Regions from separate parts of the Homo sapiens genome. Here region 1 is linked to region 2. The links are chromatin loops, found by intact Hi-C in ENCODE. Cell type or tissue: PC-9. All regions are shown on one strand. Each heading gives the region's core, and the rest is flanking DNA. Links, peaks and the distances in the headings are about the cores only.

What was found. Peaks named below come from ENCODE experiments on the same cell type or tissue, not always from the same donor. Only the 100,000 strongest peaks of a DNase experiment are listed, where the experiment ranks them.
Region 1: a loop joins it to region 2, with 4 times the contacts of the local background. A loop is called at or near these places in 11 of 110 quality-filtered maps.

Annotation. Positions count from the first base shown.
Region 1 is chr17:9,871,960-9,881,732 of GRCh38, forward strand. GLP2R (glucagon like peptide 2 receptor) reads left to right here. Exons shown (of 13, transcript NM_004246.3): 11 at 8,419-8,557. Among named protein-coding and RNA genes, the nearest start is that of RCVRN, 28 kb to the right of the region's middle. In PC-9, for the core only: no CTCF peak of the experiment used is centred there; DNase peaks (open chromatin) are centred at 3,762 and 7,052; H3K27ac peaks cover 3,253 bases.
Region 2 is chr17:9,797,107-9,806,879 of GRCh38, forward strand. It overlaps GSG1L2 (GSG1 like 2), which reads right to left. Exons shown (of 5, transcript NM_001310219.2): 5 at 3,502-5,538. The coding sequence ends at 5,280. Among named protein-coding and RNA genes, the nearest start is that of DHRS7C, 10 kb to the left of the region's middle. In PC-9, for the core only: no CTCF peak of the experiment used is centred there; a DNase peak (open chromatin) is centred at 5,315; H3K4me3 peaks cover 899 bases; H3K27ac peaks cover 2,150 bases.

The DNA.
Region 1 (9,773 bases), core at 495-8,494, 74 kb after region 2:
TGATCCACTAGCCTTGGCCTCCCAAAGTGCTGGGATTACAGGCGTGAGCCACCACACGTGGCCTATTCTTTGCTTTCTATGTGGCATATGCATTCAGCAGGGCTCTGGAACGGGAGTGTTTTAACCCACAGAGTAGCTCTAAGAGTAGGAATTTCAGTCCACACAGGAAGGCAGAAGAGGTGGGCACGAGTGAAGATGGCCCTAGCCCTGTTTCTCTCCCCTTTATAAGGCCTCACCCAGGTGCTGGGAAGGGAGTTTTTCCTTTTATCTGACAAATATTTAATAGATGCCTACAATGTGCCTGGTACTGTGCTTGGAATAAAAGGTGGACATGAGGCCAGGTTCGGTGACTCACGCCTGTAATCCCAGTACTTTGGGAGGCCAAGGTGGGCATATCACCTGAGGTCAGGAGTTCAAGACTAGCCTGGCCAACATGGCAAAACCCTGTCTCTACTAAAAATACAAAAATTAGCTGGGTGTGGTGGTGTGTGCCTGTAATCCCAGCTACTCAGGAGGCTGAGGCAGGAGAATCACTTGAATTCGGGAGGCGGAGGTTGCAGTAAGCCGAGATCGTGCCATTGTACTCCGGCCTGGGTGACAAGAGCAAAACTCCATCTCAAAAACAAACAAACAAAAAACGGTGTACACGATGTAGACCCTGCATTTGAGGAGCATGCATTCTACTTTGCTAAGGACTAGGATGTTGGCATGGAGCAGGAGGTGGAACGGAGGGAGCTGGCCACGACCCTAGACTTGCCTACTGGCCTTAGGCAAGTGCCTTGGCCCCTTTGGCCTGCTTTCTGGTGTGTAAAAATGGGAGTGTCACTGCAGACTCATCTCCTGCTTATTATGAGGATTCAAGGAGTCTGTAGATATGGTTATAAATATGGGTGGCCACTCTACCCTCCCTCTAGGAGGTCTAGAAGGGTAAACATACCCGGTTCAATAATGGGCAGACATACTATAGTTGCTAGTTGGAGCTTTGGTCCAAACATTTTGCAAGAAACCCGTAGCCCTGGGGAGCCGGCCTGGCCTGGGCTCCAGGGAGCCACGCTGTCTCTCTTGGCGCCTCCAGTCGAGGCTCCAAGTGGCCAAGCAGTCTCTCTGGCTCCCTTCCCAAAGGCTTAGCCTCTCTCACCACTCTTTCAGGGTGGAGCTTCAAAGCCTGCTCTAGTCCACCCTGCTGGGTGCACTCAGGGAGGAGAGTTCTCTCAATAAACAGGTGCCAGGAAAACCAGGGTGCCCCAGAAAGTGGACAGAGGCTAGTGTTTCCAGGAGACAGAAATGGTGCAGTTGACCCCAAAGGGACTCAGAGCTGACACACTGCTGCTTTGTGCCCCCAAAGCCTATCACGGGCCACTGGCACCTTCGCCATGCCCAAGACCCACAGCAACCCCTAAATAGTTTTTCATCATAGCTCCTCATCAGCATCCCCGGACAGCTGGCCAGAAGTGCAGCCTTGTGAGCCCTACCACTGGGTATTCTGACTCCATAAATGCGGGATAGAACCTCACAGAGCAGCCGTGTCCAACCCTTTGAATGGAAGGACATTTTTGCTTATCCGTTGTGGTGGATATCACAAAAACTATGCATGGACTTTTTTTTTTTTTTTTTTTTTTTAGCTCATCAGCTATTGTTAGTGTTAGTTTATTTTACATGGGGCCCAGGACAACTCTTCTTCTTCCAACGGGGCTCAGGGAAGCCAAAAGGTTGGATACCCCTGCTGCAGAGTCTCCCAGGAGATTCTGATACACAGCCAGTGTGGAGGACTGCTGGGCCAGATGTTCTATTGAAAGAACACATGCTAATGAATAAGCATTAGTTAATCAACTCTATTGCACTCTGCAGAAAGAACTAGTAAACAGAAAGGTGGCCAACGAAAATGGCAGGGAAACCACAGAGGGAGGACGTTCTCAGTGGAATATTCTGGTCGGGCCATTATAAATGTCATGCAGCCTCAATGTTCTCTTTTCCAGAGTCCCCTCTAGAGTTTTCAGACTTTTCTGATCACACATCTCTGTCAGTAAAGAAATTCTGAGCACATCCCTCCTCATGTATATGCATGGTATCATGAGCTAATATATGTATTATAAGATAGACCAAAAAATAGAAAATTTAAGAGGACAGATAAAAATTAATATATATACAATGCCTATTATCCTCTATTATAATATTTTCTTCCAATATCAAATAGATTGCCCGGCATAGCCCTGGAGGGTGCGTACCCACCAGGAGCCATTGGTCTAGGAAAGGGTAAATCAAGATACTGGGGAGACCCTCATGGCTGAGCGATGATCCAGGGTGACTGCTTTGTGGGGAGAAAGAGCAACCCTGCCTGACATATGCAGTCTGTCTGGAAATTCCTTTTTTCCTCTCCCCTGCCCTTGTTCAAAGAAAAAGCTTAAGAAGAAGAACTTGGGGCTGGGTGCAGTGGTTCATGCCTGCAATCCTAGCACTTTGGGAGCCTAAGGGGAAGGGATCACATGAGGCTAGGAGTTCTAGACCAGCCTGAGCCAGAGTGAGACCCTTTTTCTTTAATAATAATAATAATAAAAGAGGTACCTTGGTGTGTGTCTACCCAAAGTCCTCCTAGGGTGAGATGCCTCACCTTGGTGAGTTTGCCACCACCTGGGTATAGTACAGGGAACCCATCTATATTCTTGAGTGGCTGAGACTTTGGGAGGCTGACTGACCCCAGCTGAGCTCACAATATATATAAACTAGAACACTGTTCATTTTTAACGTCTGTGGAAGGTGGGGATGGGGTAGAGCATTCCTTTCTTGTGCCCACATGCCTCCCAAAATTTCCTAATCCGCAACACCAGAAGATCCAGGAATCCAAAGAACGTTACTGGTGATCACATCACAAAGCAGAGTCTTGCTGTTGAAGGATGCTGAGGTTAGCCTGAAAAATCACTATCTGCCCACAGCACCACCTACCTGTTGGGAAGGAGGCTCATTCCCCAGATCCAGTGTGCCCTCCACAGACTAGGGTGAGATAGGCACTGAGAACGTCCTCCCTCTGTGGTTTCCCTGCCATTTTCATTGGCCACCATTCTGTTTACTTGTTCTTTGTGTAGAGTGCAATAGAGTTGATTAGCTAATGCTTATTCATTAGCAAAAAGGCAGGGACCTATCTCTCAGGACACACCTAAACCACCTTATTTAACTCCCTGCGCTGGTAAATCCTACAGCATCTATGAACTCACTTGCCCATTGTGCTCTTAGAAAGCCTCGCTAATTCTCTCACTTTCAAGTTCTGAGAGAGTGCTCTTTACTATAACCCCAGCAGGGCATTGGCACCCCTCAGCTCCTCAGCTCACAGTGCCCTCTTCCATGTCGGAAAGTTGTTCCTCTTCCTCATCCCCTTCCATGTTTGTTTTCCCTTAAAGACTTCTGATGGGATAAGAAGGAGGAGGTGACAGGGCCCAGCATATTTTATCCAAACTCTTGTAGGTACAGGCTGCCTCCAATTCTTGAAGATTTTGAGAACTTTTAGAATGTAACCCTGATCTGGCCTCCCTCCAGGATTATATTTTAGGAAAGTTTAAATTAAACACATTTAGGCCCTGCCAAAGAGGCAAGTTGCTAGGAGCTAGAGAACCTTCTGTAGTCTTAGCCCTTGTCCCTGGGCTTCCACCGTCAAGCAAAGGAAATAAAAAATGGTCCATCTGTCTGGCTTGGAGAAAGAGAACTGAGCCAAGTGTGAAGGAGGAACTTTGGGGCTATAAACAGGGTAAGCAATGCCCTAGGAATGCGGACAGAGTTCAGCAGACCGTCAGCTCAGCTGGAGTTCTCTGTTCTTTGTGGTTCCCAGCTCAGAGGCAGCTCTCTTCCCCTAGATAAAGGGCCTTAACTCTCCATGGGATGCACCTGGGCAGAGCTCTTGATTCATTTATAAAGGAGAAGCATTTCATTTTCATTTTTATTTTTTTGAAATGGAGTTTCACTCTTGTTGCCCATGCTGGAATGCAATGGCACGATCTTGGCTCAGCACAACTTCCGTCTCCCAGGTTCAAGTGATTCTCCTGCCCCAGCCTCTGAAGTAGTTGGGATTACAGGCATGAGACACCATGCCCGGTTAATTTTGTATTTTTAGTAGAGACGGAGTTTCTCCATGTTGGTCAGGCTGGTCTCCAACTCCCAACCTCGGGTGATTCGCCCACCTCGGCCTCCCAAAGTGCTGGGATTATAGGTGTGAGCCACTGCGCCCGGCCCGACAAGCATTTCTTAACATGCTAAACCCCAGTTCTTTCTGAAAGGACTTTCTGATAGGCAATGTAGGAAACAAAAGCTTTTCCTTAACCCTCTTAGGGTCCCTGGCTGGGTCTAAAAATTAGACAAAGACAGATTAACAGGAGAAAAAGCATCCAAGTTTATTTCATAAGTCTTATATGACGTAGGAGACTTCATAAGGAAAGGAAGACCCAAAGAAATGGTCAAACTTGTGTATTTTTATGCTAGGTTTAATGCACAGTGGACAGTCATGGGGGAAGTATGATTGAACAAAGGAGATCTAATGGTTATAAACTGGGGGAAATTTGGCAAAGCCTGTTTGTACAGATTCTTGTGTCATTGTGTCTTCAGAAATAAGGACGTTCCTTTCCTCCACCTCTCACATGAGGGTCTTGTGATCCGCTTCAGGAGAAGGTCAGAAAATCCTTCCTAGGTTTCATGACCTGTTTCAGGGGAGAAGGGCGGGAGGTTAGAGAGACCTTCCTGCTTCTGTGATTTTCTCAAATTCTTTCAGCTTAAAATACTCAGTATGTCAAGGTGCCATATTTTGGAGTACCACGTTCTGAACCACATCAGCAACCAAAGACTAAAAATGTTACAAATTCAAGGAAAATTCGTTTAAAAAATTGAGTTATAAGCAACCGAAAGGCAGGGATGGCTTCTTTAAAAATAGTAATAACTAAAATGTATTGATCATTTATCGTGTGTCAGATACCATTTTTTCTGAGGGTTTACCCCATGTTATTTGTTTAATCCTTGTGACAGCCCTGTCAGGTAGATGCTATTACTATTATAATACTCCTTTTACAGATGAGGAAACTAACAGAGAGAGAGGTTAAATAATTTGCCCACAGTCATAGCACTAATAATTGGCAACACTGAGATTTGAACTCAGGCCCAGATACTCTTCCTGTGTCCTGCTGCCTTTGACTACAACTCCTTCTTTCCCACTATATTCACTCATGTGCCATAAGCAGATGCTCAATAAATATTTGTTGGATAGTTAAATGATTGCAATAAATGGAACCATTTAAATAAACAAAAGGTTATGGATGAAAATGAGCATAAACACAGTCTGTAAGAGTAAACTGCTATTGCTATTTATGGATTTTCATCTGGACAGGGACACAAATAGTACTTCGTCTAAGGAGAAGTTAGAATAAGGTGAAGGGTAGACAATCCCTTCATGTCTCCATCCAGAAGGGTGAGTAGCCCAAAACTTTATTAAAAAATTGTTATTCTTTATAGATCATTCTGTACTAAACGAAATGTGGGATCAGGGAACAGGAAAAGGACATTAGCGGGAAATCCACATAAACCCCGAACTTTAGTTCCTAGTAATATACCGTGTTGGTTTCTTAGTTTTGACAAACGGGCATGGTTATGTAGTATGCTAACATTAGGGGAAACTATGCCGGGGGCGGTGGCTCAAACCTGTAATCCCAGCACTTTGGGAGGCCGAGGCGGGCGGATCACAAGGTCAGGAGATCGAGACCACGGTGAAATCCCGTCTCTACTAAAAATACAAAAAATTAGCTGGGCACAGTGGCGGGCGCCTGTATTCCCAGGTACTCGGGAAGCTGAGGCAGGAGAATGGCATGAACCCGGAAGGCGGAGGTTGCAGTGAGCCGAGATCCCGCCACTGCACTCCAGCCTGGGCGACAGAACGAGACTCCGTCTCAAAAAAAAAAAAAAAAAAACGTTAGGGAAAACTGAGTGAAGAGACATGGGAACTCTCTGTACTGCCTTAGCTAATTTTCTGTAAATCTAAAATTATTCCAAAATTAAAAGTTTGTTTTAAAAAACCATAACACCATAACATGGCATCAGAATAAGCTGACAAGACACAGGTCTGCTTGTAGGCATATAAGTCTGTATCTTGAAAACCCAGCCCACCCAGAGCAAGGGTCACAAATTCAGACTCTTACAAGGGCCAAGCAAGTAACACAATTGAGTAGTACAAGCCGGGTGGGGGCTGGATGTCACAGCTTCCTTCTAAAGGGACAGCCATTGCCCAGCTGTAACCAACGATTGCCATGCAAGAATTTGAGCCCAGTGTTGCCAGATCTCCTCATTTTTCAAAAGAAGCCAGAAACCTGGACACTTTTTCTAGAAATATTATTATTTAAAGATGACTCCAATAACAAAAATTGCTCCGTGGCCTAAGCAAAAGTTGTCTGCAGGTCAGTTACTATCCATGGTCACCACTTTGTAACCTCTGGGCCAGAGGGCTTTAAAAACACTCCTGGAAATACAAAACCCTTGAAATGTTCTCTCATTAGGAGCATATTAATGTTGCCTAGCGAAATGACTTCTGTAGGGGTGGGTGTTGGAGTGGGAGTCGATCTGAGCTCAGCTCAAGAGAACCACACAGCCAAGGCCCATGATTCCATCTGTCTGCTCATCAGCCTTTCCTGACAGTCAAGGCTCTGGTTCACACAATCACATGGCCAGGTGGAGTCCCTCCGTCCTGGTGGCTCCTGCACCCCTCTTCTTGGCTTTAGATCCTTTGGGGGCACAAAGGTGAGGTTGTTTATTTCATTGATAACATTGCATCTGAATGGCCCTTGCAGACATAGGATTCATAGTAAGCTCTTGTTCTCGTACAGAGTTAAACCTTCCTTAAGAAACTCCCCCATGAACTGCGAATGCCACCCTGTTTTTCTACACCTTTAATTCCATGGGATCTGAGGGGAAGTTCCTCCTAGTCTGGCCCCTTTAGAAGAAGTGACCTAAGCTAAAAAAAAAATCATTACAATTACGCTCCTCTTTCCCAATGTGGGTAAGACAGTAGCTTTGTTCGTACCCCGAATATGAGTCATCTCTGCTAATGTAGTTAGTTTTAAATTAAGAAGCAGCTCAACAGTAAAGGGCAGTTATTTCCAAACCTGTATACTTCTCAGGATCCATGAGGAGTTCCTTAAAAAGTCCACATCCAGCCAGGTGCAGTGGTTTGCACCTGTAATCCCAACACTTCGGGAGACTGAGGCAGGAGTAGTATATCACTTGAGGCTAGGAGTTTGAGACCAGCCTGGGCAACAACATAAGATCCCCTCTCTATAAAATAAAATAAAATAAAATAAAATAAAATAAAATAAATAAAATAAAATAAAATAAAATAAAATAAAATAAAATAAAATAAAATAAAATAATTATCCAGGCACAGTTGTGCACACCTATAGTCCCAGCTTCTCTGGAGTCCGAAGCAGGAGGATTGCTTGAGCCCAGGAGTTCAAGGCTGCAGTGAGCTAGAATCGTGCTACTGTACTCCAGCATGGGTGACAGAGGGAGATCCTGTCTCTTAAAAAAAATTAACTTCCTGGGACCCAACCTCCAGAGGTGTGGATTCAGGGAGTTGATACTGAGGCCCAGGAAACTATATGTATATATTTTAAGAGCTCTGTAAGGAATTTTAATAGTCAGCCACGTTTGGGAACCACCAGTATGCAACATTTGGGTCCCAGCTGTGCACTTTACACGTGGGTGGCACAAGGAATGTTTGTCTTTTTTGTGTAGTCTATATACAACAGTGAACCTCCACGCCGCACTTTTTATGAGGAGGATCAGTTTTTCATTTCCTGCAGCCCTCACTATCACCAGGGTTAAGGGGCAACATGAGGGCTGACAGCGAAGTCCAGAAAGGAGTCTGCAGGTCGGAACTGCAGGTCAGATGCCCCCACATCCAGCCCGAGGTTTACTACTTAGTGTCTGTATGACCCTGGGCAACTCATTTTCTCTCCCTTCTCATGGTAACACTGGAAATACTGATGTTGAAAGTCCGGAGTAAAGAAAGAGATAGATGAAACTGCTAACCACATGATAGGAAATTTAACAAACCTGGTAGGGGTGGAGTGTCCCAGGGTGGCAGTCACTTGCATGGAAATCTATCCATCAGGCAAAACTTTAAGAGCTACAGACATATGACAATCTATACAGGGGAATTTATGCATTCATTCATTCAATTCATGTTTTCTGAGCATTCCCCATGCGTCAAGTGTAGGAACACAACAGTAAACAAGACCACAATGGCCCTGAAGCGTTAAATGTTGTAGTGAAGGAGACCATCTGGGAAACAACTATCAATATGGTAAGAGCTGCAACAAAGTCATGGCATGGAAGAGCAGGAAATGTTGCTTGTTCCCCATGTGGCCCTCTTGACTGTTATTTGGTTGTCATTTACAGATTGGCAAAATCAACACTGGTCCTCATTCCTTTATTGGGCGTTCATGAGATCCTCTTCTCTTTCATCACTGATGATCAAGTTGAAGGATTTGCAAAACTTATACGACTTTTCATTCAGTTGACACTGAGCTCCTTTCATGTAAGTAGAAATCTGAACCAAAATGCCTTGACTTTGGAGAAAACAAAATGCATGTGGCCGAAACAGGCTCAGAATTAAGGAGCCCGTGGATGAAAATAGAATTGTAGCATCAGCAGCCTTTATCAGTAAGGGCCCTTGGCATTAGAAGGGCATGCAGACGGGGAAGTATTGCGTTGATCCTGCCAGCATGATTCAGTGACTAAGAAGGGGGAAATGGTCTCTTTCCTGGGTGGTAATAGTTGGTGTGACTCATGATCATATTAACTATGAGTGTCAATGTGAAGCCTTTTATTAAGTGCCTATTTTTGCTGGGTTCTCTGCAGAGCATTGTGCAAAGTAAACATTGTCTGTGCTTCAGGTGACATGTACACAGAATGCAACACAAATTGGATAGGGACTAATGAGTTCAGACCAGGAGGCTATTGAACCTTGACAGATGTGTGGGAGTTGAAACTAGGAACAAGAGGCTAGCTGTGGTTGTTACCTGGAAATATTTTGGTCATCTATTGCTTAAATTATTATCTATTTCTTAGTGTCTTAAGATGGCAATTTTTAAAATTATTTTTCATGATTCTGGGAGTTAGGAATCTAGGTAGGACCTAGTAGGGATGGCTAACCTTTGCTTCTGTGATGCCTCCTGGGGCTGGAACTACCAAGATGTCTTCTTCACTCACATGACTGGTGCCTAAGTTGGATGGCTCAAATAGCTGAGGCTAGTCTTATTTGGGTCAAATTTCTGAGGCCTCATTTCTCAGTGTCCATGACATTCCTTAGGCGTTCCATGTGTTTTCTCCTTGTGGTCTCTCCACAGGATAGGGCAGTTCAGGGCTCCCAAGAGTATAAAAGCAGGAGCTGTCAGGCCTTTTTTTTTTTTTTTTTTTTGAGACGGAGTCTCGCTCTGTCGCCCAGGCTGGAGTGCAGTGGCGGGATCTCGGCTCACTGCAAGCTCCGCCTCCCGGGTTCACGCCATTCTCCTGCCTCAGCCTCCCAAGTAGCTGGGACTACAGGCGCCCGCCACTACGCCCGGCTAATTTTTTGTATTTTTAGTAGAGACGGGGTTTCACCGTTTTAGCCGGGATGGTCTCGATCTCCTGACCTCGTGATCCGCCCGCCTCGGCCTCCCAAAGTGCTGGGATTACAGGCGTGAGCCACCGCTCCCCTGCCAGGCCTTTTAAATGCCTATGCCTGGAACTGGCACAGTGATGCTTCTGCTGCA
Region 2 (9,773 bases), core at 878-8,877:
CACCCTGCGACTGGCCCTGGTGTGTGATGTTCCCCTCCCTGTGTCCATGTGTTCTCATTGTTCAACTCCCTATTTTTTGTAGAGAGGGGGGTCTCCCTGTGTTGCCCAGGCTGGTCGTGAACTCCTGGGTTCAAGGCATTCTCCCACTGCATCCTCCCAAAATGCTGGGATTATAGGCGTGAGCCACTGCACCTGGTCTCTTTTCTTTTTAAAAAGAGAGATCTGTGGCAACGATGACAGTATTTACTTCTGTCATAGTTTCCTTATATTAAATAGTTTTCTATATATTGAAATATTTCATAATTGAAAAGAAAACTTAAAATAGAGAGAGAAAATTAGAAACAGATGGATCCTGGCATTCTTCCTACTTACCTGTCCTCCCAAATGCTCATGTTTTTAAATTGCTCTTTTTTTTTTTTCGAGACAGAGTCTCGCTCTATTGCCCAGGTTGGAGTGCAGTGGCACGATCTCAGCTCACTGCAACCTCCGCTTGCCGGGTTCAAGTGATTCTCCTGCCTCAGCCTCCTGAGTAGCTGGGACTATGGGCGCGTGCCACCATGCTCGGCTAATGTTTGTATTTTTAGTAGAGACTGGGTTTCACCATGTTGGCCAGGCTGGTCTTAAACTCCTGACCTCAGGTGTTCTGCCTGCCTCAGCCTCCAAAAGTGCTGGGATTATAGGCATGGGCCACCACGCCTAGCTAATTTTTGTATTTTTAGTAGAGATGGGGTTTCACCAAGTTGATCAGTCAAATTGCTCTTTTTCTTTTCTCCCAAATTTTCATTGTGCAGATGTTGTCTCGCTCTTGTGTCATGTGGCAACTCAAAAAAACCTGAGTTCCTCATGCCCCACTTTTATATTCTGTCTTTCAGATGCAATGCAGACTTAACACGAGTAACTGGCGATATTGGTCAGCATCTACATGATTGAAATGTCCTTTAACCTTCAGATAATTTAGCAATTTTCTGATCTTCCCACAACCCTCCACCTCACCCCACCTGCCACACAACACTAACTTGTTTCTATAGCTGACCCCTTGAGGGCAGGGCAGAGCCTTGTATCTCCCATGCCTCCCGCACCATGCTTTATATACACATATTCTTCAGAGACGTTTAATGAGTCAAAAATATTTACATGAGCAAACCTAATTCCTGTCTCATTAAATAGGCCAACTGATGTTTTCCTGGTCTTCAGAGAAGTCCCTATCAGCCCAGATGGTTCCAAGAGGGTTCACCAGAAAGGCAGTTAAGCTGTCAGTGTCATGCAGACTCTGAGCCAGTCTAATAAGTTTAGGGCTGAATTCACGAATTCTGGAAAAATAGTTGGCTTCCTGGAGTCAGACTACCGCATTCTCAGTTCTTCCTCTGTAAACACCTTGTTCAATTCCTGCCCAGCCACCTTGAGTCAGCGGCCATCTTTCTTTGCTGCCTCGTAAGAGGGAACATGGACTCTTGCTCCTGAGTTCCCCAAACCTGGCTGGGGAAGATCTCTCAGGACCAGCGCTGGCTCCATTTAATGATGGGTTTGTTGTTTAGAACAATGGACCCCCAGGAGACTGCCTTGTCTGTGGGCGTATTAAGTAGACAGTAGACCCGGACAACTGACCTCAACGGGCATTCTCTTTCCCAGAAATGAAAGGAGTTTTGATTCCTTCCTTCCAGGAGAAATGGCACAGTTCCCAGAACATTGTAAACACCTGATAAAATTCACTGGCTGATTATCTAAGGACTGATGACTTTCAGGCTAAAAATGATTGGCGGGTTTGCACTCACTTGATCCTGCCTTTCTCTCAGACACGGTCACTGAACCTTTCACCAGTGCTTCCCCAACTCATTGACAAAGACTCATCTCCGCAGCGTCTCTTTGTCACCCACAGGACCTAACAGGGCTTGCACTCGGCAGATGCTAGCAGCGAATCTTTCCATTGTACTAAGTGCCAGGCGTGGTTCTCAGATCTTCACATACACTAACACACTTAGTCCTCACAGCTCTCAAAATAGGAGGGCCAGGTGGGGTGGCTTACACCTGTAATTCCAGCACTTTGGGAGGCTGAGGCAGGCAGATCACCTGAGGTCAGGAGTTCAAGACAAGCCTGGCCAACATGGTGAAACCCCATTTTTACTAAAAATACAAAAATTAGCCGGATGTGGTGGCAGGCACCTGTAATCCTAGCTACTCAGGAGGCTGAGGCAGGAGAATCACTTGAACCTGGGAGATGGAGGTTGCGGTGAGCCGAGGTCGCACCACTGCACTCCAGCCTGGGCAACAGAGTGAGACTCCGTCTCAGAAAAACAAAAAAAAAAAAAATAGGAGGATTGTTTTTACAGGTAACAAAACTGAGGTGTAGAGAGATTCAGTGGCTTGCTCAAGGTCAAAGTGAGGAACCAGGATGTATATGCAGATTGTCTGACTCTAGAGTCCATGCTCTCAATCATGAGCTATATTACTTCCCATAGAAAGCTAAAAAGGAGTCTATTTGACAGTGTCTGTGTGTGTGTGTGTGTGTATACACACATGCATATTCATATGTTTACATATACATATATACAAATATAACATTTTCCATTTGCCAACCGTTGTTCTAGATGCTGAGGGTACAGCGAACAGTTCTTGCATAGAAAAATGTAGCATGTATGAGGGGGAGAAAGATGAAAAGAGATGACTTCATTATACCAAATGAAGATCCAACTGGGTGTGTATTGCAGCAAAGATAGATGAAATGAGGCGCCTTGCTTCTGTTTCTTGAGGTGGAGCACGGATACCTGGGCGTGTTCACTTTCTAAACATTTATGAAGCTGTACATTTGTGATTTGTGTACTTTTCTCTCCGTGTGTTATACTTCGATAAAATTGACATTTAAAACATTTATAAGGAAGCAAAGTGCCTTGTGAGCTCAGAGGATATAGCAAGGAATGGTTTTTGACTTGAGCCTCAGTGACCAGTTGCCTTCTGTCCTGCCTTGGTGTCTGACTGACCACTGGCTTTCTTCTCCAGAGGCCAAGTGTATCATCTGATGATGCCAGCTGCCCTCACATGGCTCCAAAAATTCCTTCTTTCTTTCCTTCCTTCCTTCCTTCCTTCCTCTCTCCCTCTCTTTTTTTTTTTTTTCAGAGTTTTCCTTTTGTTGCCTAGGCTAGAGTGCAGGGGCGCGATCTCGACTCAATGCAACCTCCGCCTCCCGGGGGTTTAACTGATTCTCCTGCCTCAGCCTCCCGAGTAGCTGGAATTACAGGCATCTGCCACCACACCTGGCTGATTTTTTGTATTTTTAGTAGAGATGGGGTTTCACCATGTTGGCCAGGCTGGTCTCGAACTCCTGACCTCGAGTGATCCACCTGCCTGGGCCTCCCAAAGTGCTGCGACTACAGGTGTGAGCCACCACGCCCAGCAAAAAATTTATTTCTTTACCCATGTAACAAACCTGCACATGTACCCCCACTCTGAACCTAAAATAAAAATTGATAAAGAAAATAAATAAATAAAAATAAAAACTTGTCCAAATAGTTTTTAAAAGTTTATTTCTTCTTTGGCATCCTCAGCCACAGTGTTCACAGGTGTTTTTCACAACAGCGAATTCAGCGAAGTCTCTCTCCAGTGTATTTCATTCCCTGTAAGATGAGACTTTGACCTGATATCGTGACAGTCACACAGGACCTGCCTACATGAATACATAGGGATGAAAAACCATATGAAAGAACCTGCACACTGCAAAGGGCAGAGGCTTGTGGGTACAAACTCTCCTGCTCTAGGTGAGCACATGGCCCAGGGAACCCCAGCAGACATTCTCTGGGTTGGGCTTATTCCAGCAAGAATCCATTGTCTATCTCTCATATATGCTTAGCGCAATGAAACACAAAATTCCACAGAAGCAGCATTTGTCAGGCAGGTGCTCACCTTGAGCCACAAACACGAAGGTAGCTGGATTTTTTTTTTCATTTTTTTTATGACAGTATAAGTGTTACAGTTCAGCATAAACAGATTTTTATTGGATTTTTTTCCCAGAAATGATATGTTTACAAAACACGTGAATATAATTTTTAAAATGGATCTGAGCAAGGACATATTGAAGGTTGTTAGAGTTTGCAGTCCCTTTCTTTTCTTTTTCTTTTTCTTTTTTTTGAGACAGGGTCTCACTCTATTGCCCAGGCTGGAGTGCAATGGCGCGATCTCTGCTCACTGCAACCTCCACCTCCCAGGTTCAAGCGATTTCCCTGCCTCAGCCTCCTGAGTAGCTGGGATTACAGACATGTGCCACCATGCTTGGCTATTTTTGATGTTTTTTTTTTTTTAGTAGAGACAGGGTTTCACCATGTTGGCCAGGCTGGTCTCGAACTCCTGACCTCAAGTGATCTGTCTACCTCGGCCTCACAAAGTGCTGGGATTACAGGCGTGAGCCACTACACCCACCCCCTTTCTTTTTTCAAAAAATCAAATTATGTGTGGAACAACCTGTGGCCTGAATAACATGGTAGCTGGACATGGGATGAATTGATACAATATTGCAGATGACTGTATTAGGAATCCTGCAGCCCACCACTGCCTCCAACAAGACCTGCATGTTTGGTAATGTTTATTTTTAGAAGCAAAAGTGGCTGGCGATTTAATTTAAGCAGAACAACTCAAACATGTGTTCCACTTAAACTAAGATAAGATGTCATTCCATTTGACTGTGTTTTCATTTCTATCATTCGACTGTCCTTCCAAACTGATTTTACTATGAGTAGAAACACAAAATTTCCAAGAAAAAATATTTTAAAAAATAACAGGAAACATATTTTGAAATTTCTGTCTTCTTGATTCAAATGAAAAAGAAAGTATGACATAGCCACACATACTTTATTGTGTGTGTCAATTAGGAGAAAACATTTTCTGGATTTTTCTGTCAACAAACCTATGCGGACAACACATTTTGCCTCCCTTGTAGTTAAAAAGACTTGCTTTCCTCTTTCTTCAACTTCTCTTCCCTTAGTACTGGCATCCTCCCTGTTTCTTTGGTATCCTTATCAAATTCACTGTCATTAAGAAGCTCTCTTTTATACTAGAGTGTCAATGGTTGATATCTTCAGTAAGCATTATCTCACTTCAAGGTACTGGCATTTTAACAGGAATCAAAGGCTAAAGCCAAAGGTGTTTAGTAAAAGGTGAGATGTGGAGGGGTGGGGATGGAAGCTTTCCCTGGACAACAATCTCCTGAAGTCCAACCCAGAGGCAGGGTGTACATTGTGAGTGTCAGTGCCTGGCTTGTTTGCCTGTGCGGATGTGGCAGCCATGGACACTGGCTAGCATATGGACACCTTGCCTGGGGCGCCTGGTGGGAGGTGTCCAGAAACATTCCTGAAGGCTTGTTCAGCAGGGCAAGGAGCAGCTCCTGTTTTCCAAATGCTCTCCGAAGCCTCGGGTTCCAGGAAGCTGTGTTGAGAGTGCCGACTGCCGTTCTGTGCCTGCTGCTTCTCGGTGAATTCCAGGCGGGCTGCCGTGAACCTGCTCATGGCCGAGACCGACACAGCCAGGCAGAGGGCGAAAGAACCCCAGGCAAGGCTGTCAACAGAAGGCACCGTTAGGAAAGGGCTGAGGGCTGTGATTCCAGGACTTCCTGTTTTCTCCAGACTGGGGGTCAATCTGGAGAAAACAACAGCTCCTCGTTCTACTCAGTTTGGACCTGCATTTTGGATCACAAATCCCAGAGTCTAGTCAACGTACTGTTTAGCCCAAGGGTTAAGAGAATGGATTCTGGAGTCACTGTGCTGGCTTTGCATCGTGGCCCCACCTTGTATTAACCATGTGACCTTGAGCTGGTTGCTTTACCTCTTTGAATCAGTTCCCTCATCTGCAAAGCTGGAATAATATTAATGCTGCCACCAGGGTGGCTGTGAGGAATTCAGTGAGTGAATGCGTGGGAAGTATTAATACTTAGTATAGCATCTGCTGCATAGAAGTTTCCAGATTATTGCTGTTGTTGGCTGTAACCCAGGACAGTGGCATTGGTGTCATTACTTTTTTTTTTTTTTTTTTTTTGAGACAGAGTCCCTCTCTGTCGCCCAGGCTGGAGTGCAATGGCATGATCTTGGCTCACTGCAACCTCTGCCTCCCGGTTCAAGCAATTCCCCTGCCTCAGCCTCCCAAGTAGCCGGGACCACAGGCATGCGCCACCACACCCGGCTAATTTTTGTATTTTTAGTAGAGACAGGGCTTCACCATGTTGGCCAGGCCGGTCTTGACCTCCCGACCTCAGGTGATCCGCCCGCCTTGGCCTCCCACAGTGCTGGGATCACAGACATGAGCCACCGCGCCCGACCAGCATCATTATTCTTATATCCCCATCCAGGCTGTAAGCCTGTTGCATACTGAGATGATGGGCTACACTTTTCATCCTTCAAAGAACCCAGCACTGTGTTGGGAACATGGTAATTAGCATCTGCTTTATACCAAAGGGTGTTCAAATGTTTGCATTATTATGAGATAAAGAGAAGGGCTGTGTGGTGGACAAAGAACAACCTAGAGAAGAAAAGCAAAATGTAGGGCTAACCAGAGACACTTCCCAATGGATAATAATAAGATTAACAATAATAAACAGTCTTGTATGTATGCCAGGTGCTGTGATGGGCACCAGATTATCTAACTGAACACCTCACGGCGACCCCCTGATGGAGGCACTATAATTATCTCCATTTTACAGATGAGGAAACTGAGACACAGAAGTTAAGCAACTTGTCCACGACTACCATTTAGAAAGTGGGACATCCTGGATGCGGCTGCAAACCCTGTGAGTCCAGATACTGCTGGCTGACTTGCGAGACTTTGCTGCCTCCTGATGCTGTGGACTCGGTTAACCAAGGACACATGTCAAGGTTCTGGTTTGGGCCTGGTCTTGCTTCGTGTTTTCATTAAGTAGGTGATTATTTTGGTTTAAATGAGGGCAGAAACTCATTGCATCTCTCCACACCCCCACTGAAACGAGAGTAAAGGGATGTGTACTAGTGTGAACACACAAGGACAAGGAGAATTGGAGAGGAGACATGAGAGTACGGAAACGGCTGGGAGAGGGATGACTAATTTATGGAGTGAGGGATGCGACACAGAAAGTGTCTGCAATGAGGGCCACCCACAAGACAAGAAGGATGCCTGTTATATCAGCACTGCTGAATCCTTGAGAGGTGCAGAACCTTGAGGCACAAATACGGCACAAAAAATGCAGCCCTTTCCCCAGTCTCCTCCTTACCACAAACACTCCATCCCACCTCCCTTTCCCCCAGAAAAGCAAAGTTTTATTCTCTGGAGAAGGTGAACGGAAGGAAAGGCTCCGGATTCAGAGACAGCAGGCCCATTGGAAGGCAGGGAAGGGGGCTGGTCTGAAAATGGGATTGTATGGAAATCTGCACAGGAGTGGGAAGCTGTCCAGCCCTTTCCTATGCCTAACCTCAGAAATTATCAGCCAGGCATGTGAGCTTACTCCACTTCCTGCGGATATTGGATGATTCCCTTCTGAAGACACTGACAGGTTGTGGAAAGAACCTCTACAAACCGATATTTGTGTGTGTTTTTGTGGAGTGGAATTCCAAGATAAAATAGATGGTGCCATACCCAATCACATGCCAAAACAACAACAAAAGAGCCTACCAGTAGATAAATACCAACCCTGCTCCAGAGCTTCCAATTATCCTTGACAATCAAAGATGCCAACGTTTGGGGGAAAGGTCCAACAACAAAGCAGGGAGGGGAAAGAATTCTAAAGGAAAGAGATAACACAAGGAACAAAAGAAAACAGCAACAAAAACCAAACCCTTCGATTAATATCCTCAGAGGAATATGAGAAAAGAAGATGCTGTATCAATAAAGCAAGATCAGGATATTATGAAAAAGGAACAGCTGGAAAACAAGGAAGAGCTTGGAAAATTAAAATAAGTCCAAAATAAGAATTCAACAGAAAGGCTGGAAGACAAGTAGAGAAAAATTTTCAGAAAATATAATAAAAAGAGAAACAAAATATAAAGAAAGTAATAAGATCCTTGAATAATAAACCCAAAAGACCTAATATCTAACTAACAAGTGTTTTCTAAAAGGAGAACAAAAAACTGACGAAAGGAAATAATCAAAGAAATAATACAAATACAAAAATCACCATAATTCCAGGACATGAATATTCAGATTAAAGGCTCCCCCCTCCCCCACCCCAAGCACATAGATGAAGGATGAATGTGGAGAAAAGAGGATCCTCGCCAAAGGACATCATCATGGCATTTCAGAACATTGGTCATAAAGAGAAGAAAATAACAGGCCACCTACAAAGGCACATGAATCAGAATCGTGTTGGACTCTTGACAGAAACTATGAATGCTGGAAGAGAATGGAGTACGGCCATCTAAATTCTTTGGGAAAATGATTTCCGGCAGAGAATTCTGCACTGTGCCAAACAATCGATCAAGTATGGAGTATTGAATTTCCAGGCATGCAAGGAGTAAAATAATTTATCTCTCATTGGATCCTTTCTTAGGAAGCTGCTGAAGGATGTACTCCCAGAAAAGGTAAACTAAAGAAGATAATTCAATGGGACCTAAGAAATAGCATTCCAAGATAAGGGAGTGGCGCAGGGAAGTCTCATGATGATAGCTCTAGACTGCAACGAGCCTGGAACAGGGCAGGAAGACCGAGGGCTTTGGGGGTTTGGAAGTAAAACTGAGAAGCTAATCTGATTAGGTCCACCAAACCTAACCTGCCCTGCTTGCTTTTGGTTGCTTGCTTTCTTTCGTCCCCATATAGCTAAAAGCCACGCCACTAAACTCCTGGCTTCCTTACGGAGAACATTTCTGATGTACACGTCACCATGGTAATGGCTGCTTGTTTTTCAGGAACTTGGGGCAGCTCCTATCCAGTTCAAACTGGTTGAGACCACTGATCCTTCAGCTGATCCTGTGCAAGTGCCTGAGAGGTGGCCTTTTGATGTCAGAAAGCCAAAAACTCTACCCTTAGAACATGCTAATGCTACCATTTTCTGAACATGCATCTTGTGAAGAGCCATGAACCCTGACTATGCTTGCACAGATCACTAGTGACTTTATTTTTCCCCATTGCCAATCACCTTTCCTCTTGCCTTAGACCACCCTGCTTCTCTAACCCATAAATATCCCTAAGTCTTATCTTCAGGCAGGCTTTGAGAGCTGTTCTCCCACCTCCTTATTGGGCTGCCCTGTGAATAAATGTTTTATCTGCCCTGTGAATAAATCTTTTGTAAGACCCATCATCACAGTAACTGGTTTACTAAGCACAAACAGAATGAACTTGGTGGGTATCAGAAGGGTGGCACAGGGAGAGAATGGAATTGATAGATTGTTACGCTTAGTACTATTTGATTTTTAACAACCATTTACATATGCTTCTTTTGCTAAAAATTAAGTAATTGAAAGTAATAGAAAACAAAAACAAAACAAAATGATACTGGAAACAAACAGACCATTCTTCAGGCTCCTTTAGTGTTTGGAATTTGCTTCTATCCATAGCAAAAGGAGGGCAGTACAAATTGGCCACGGTTGAGAACCCACCTACAATTCATCTGAGCCCTGCTGCAACTACACTCTCAACTGTGTAAGGTGCCAGTGATAGCCCCTCAGAACCAATAGCACTAATTCAAAGGGGGGTAGCTAAGTGACAAACAGGTGAAGGGACAGGTGCCCAGAGAAACATTTGTAAAAATTAACATCTTCAGACTGGGAAGACGAAGACTAAGAAAAGTTCAGACTCTAACAACTCACGAAGCATATGGCTCACAGTAACACACA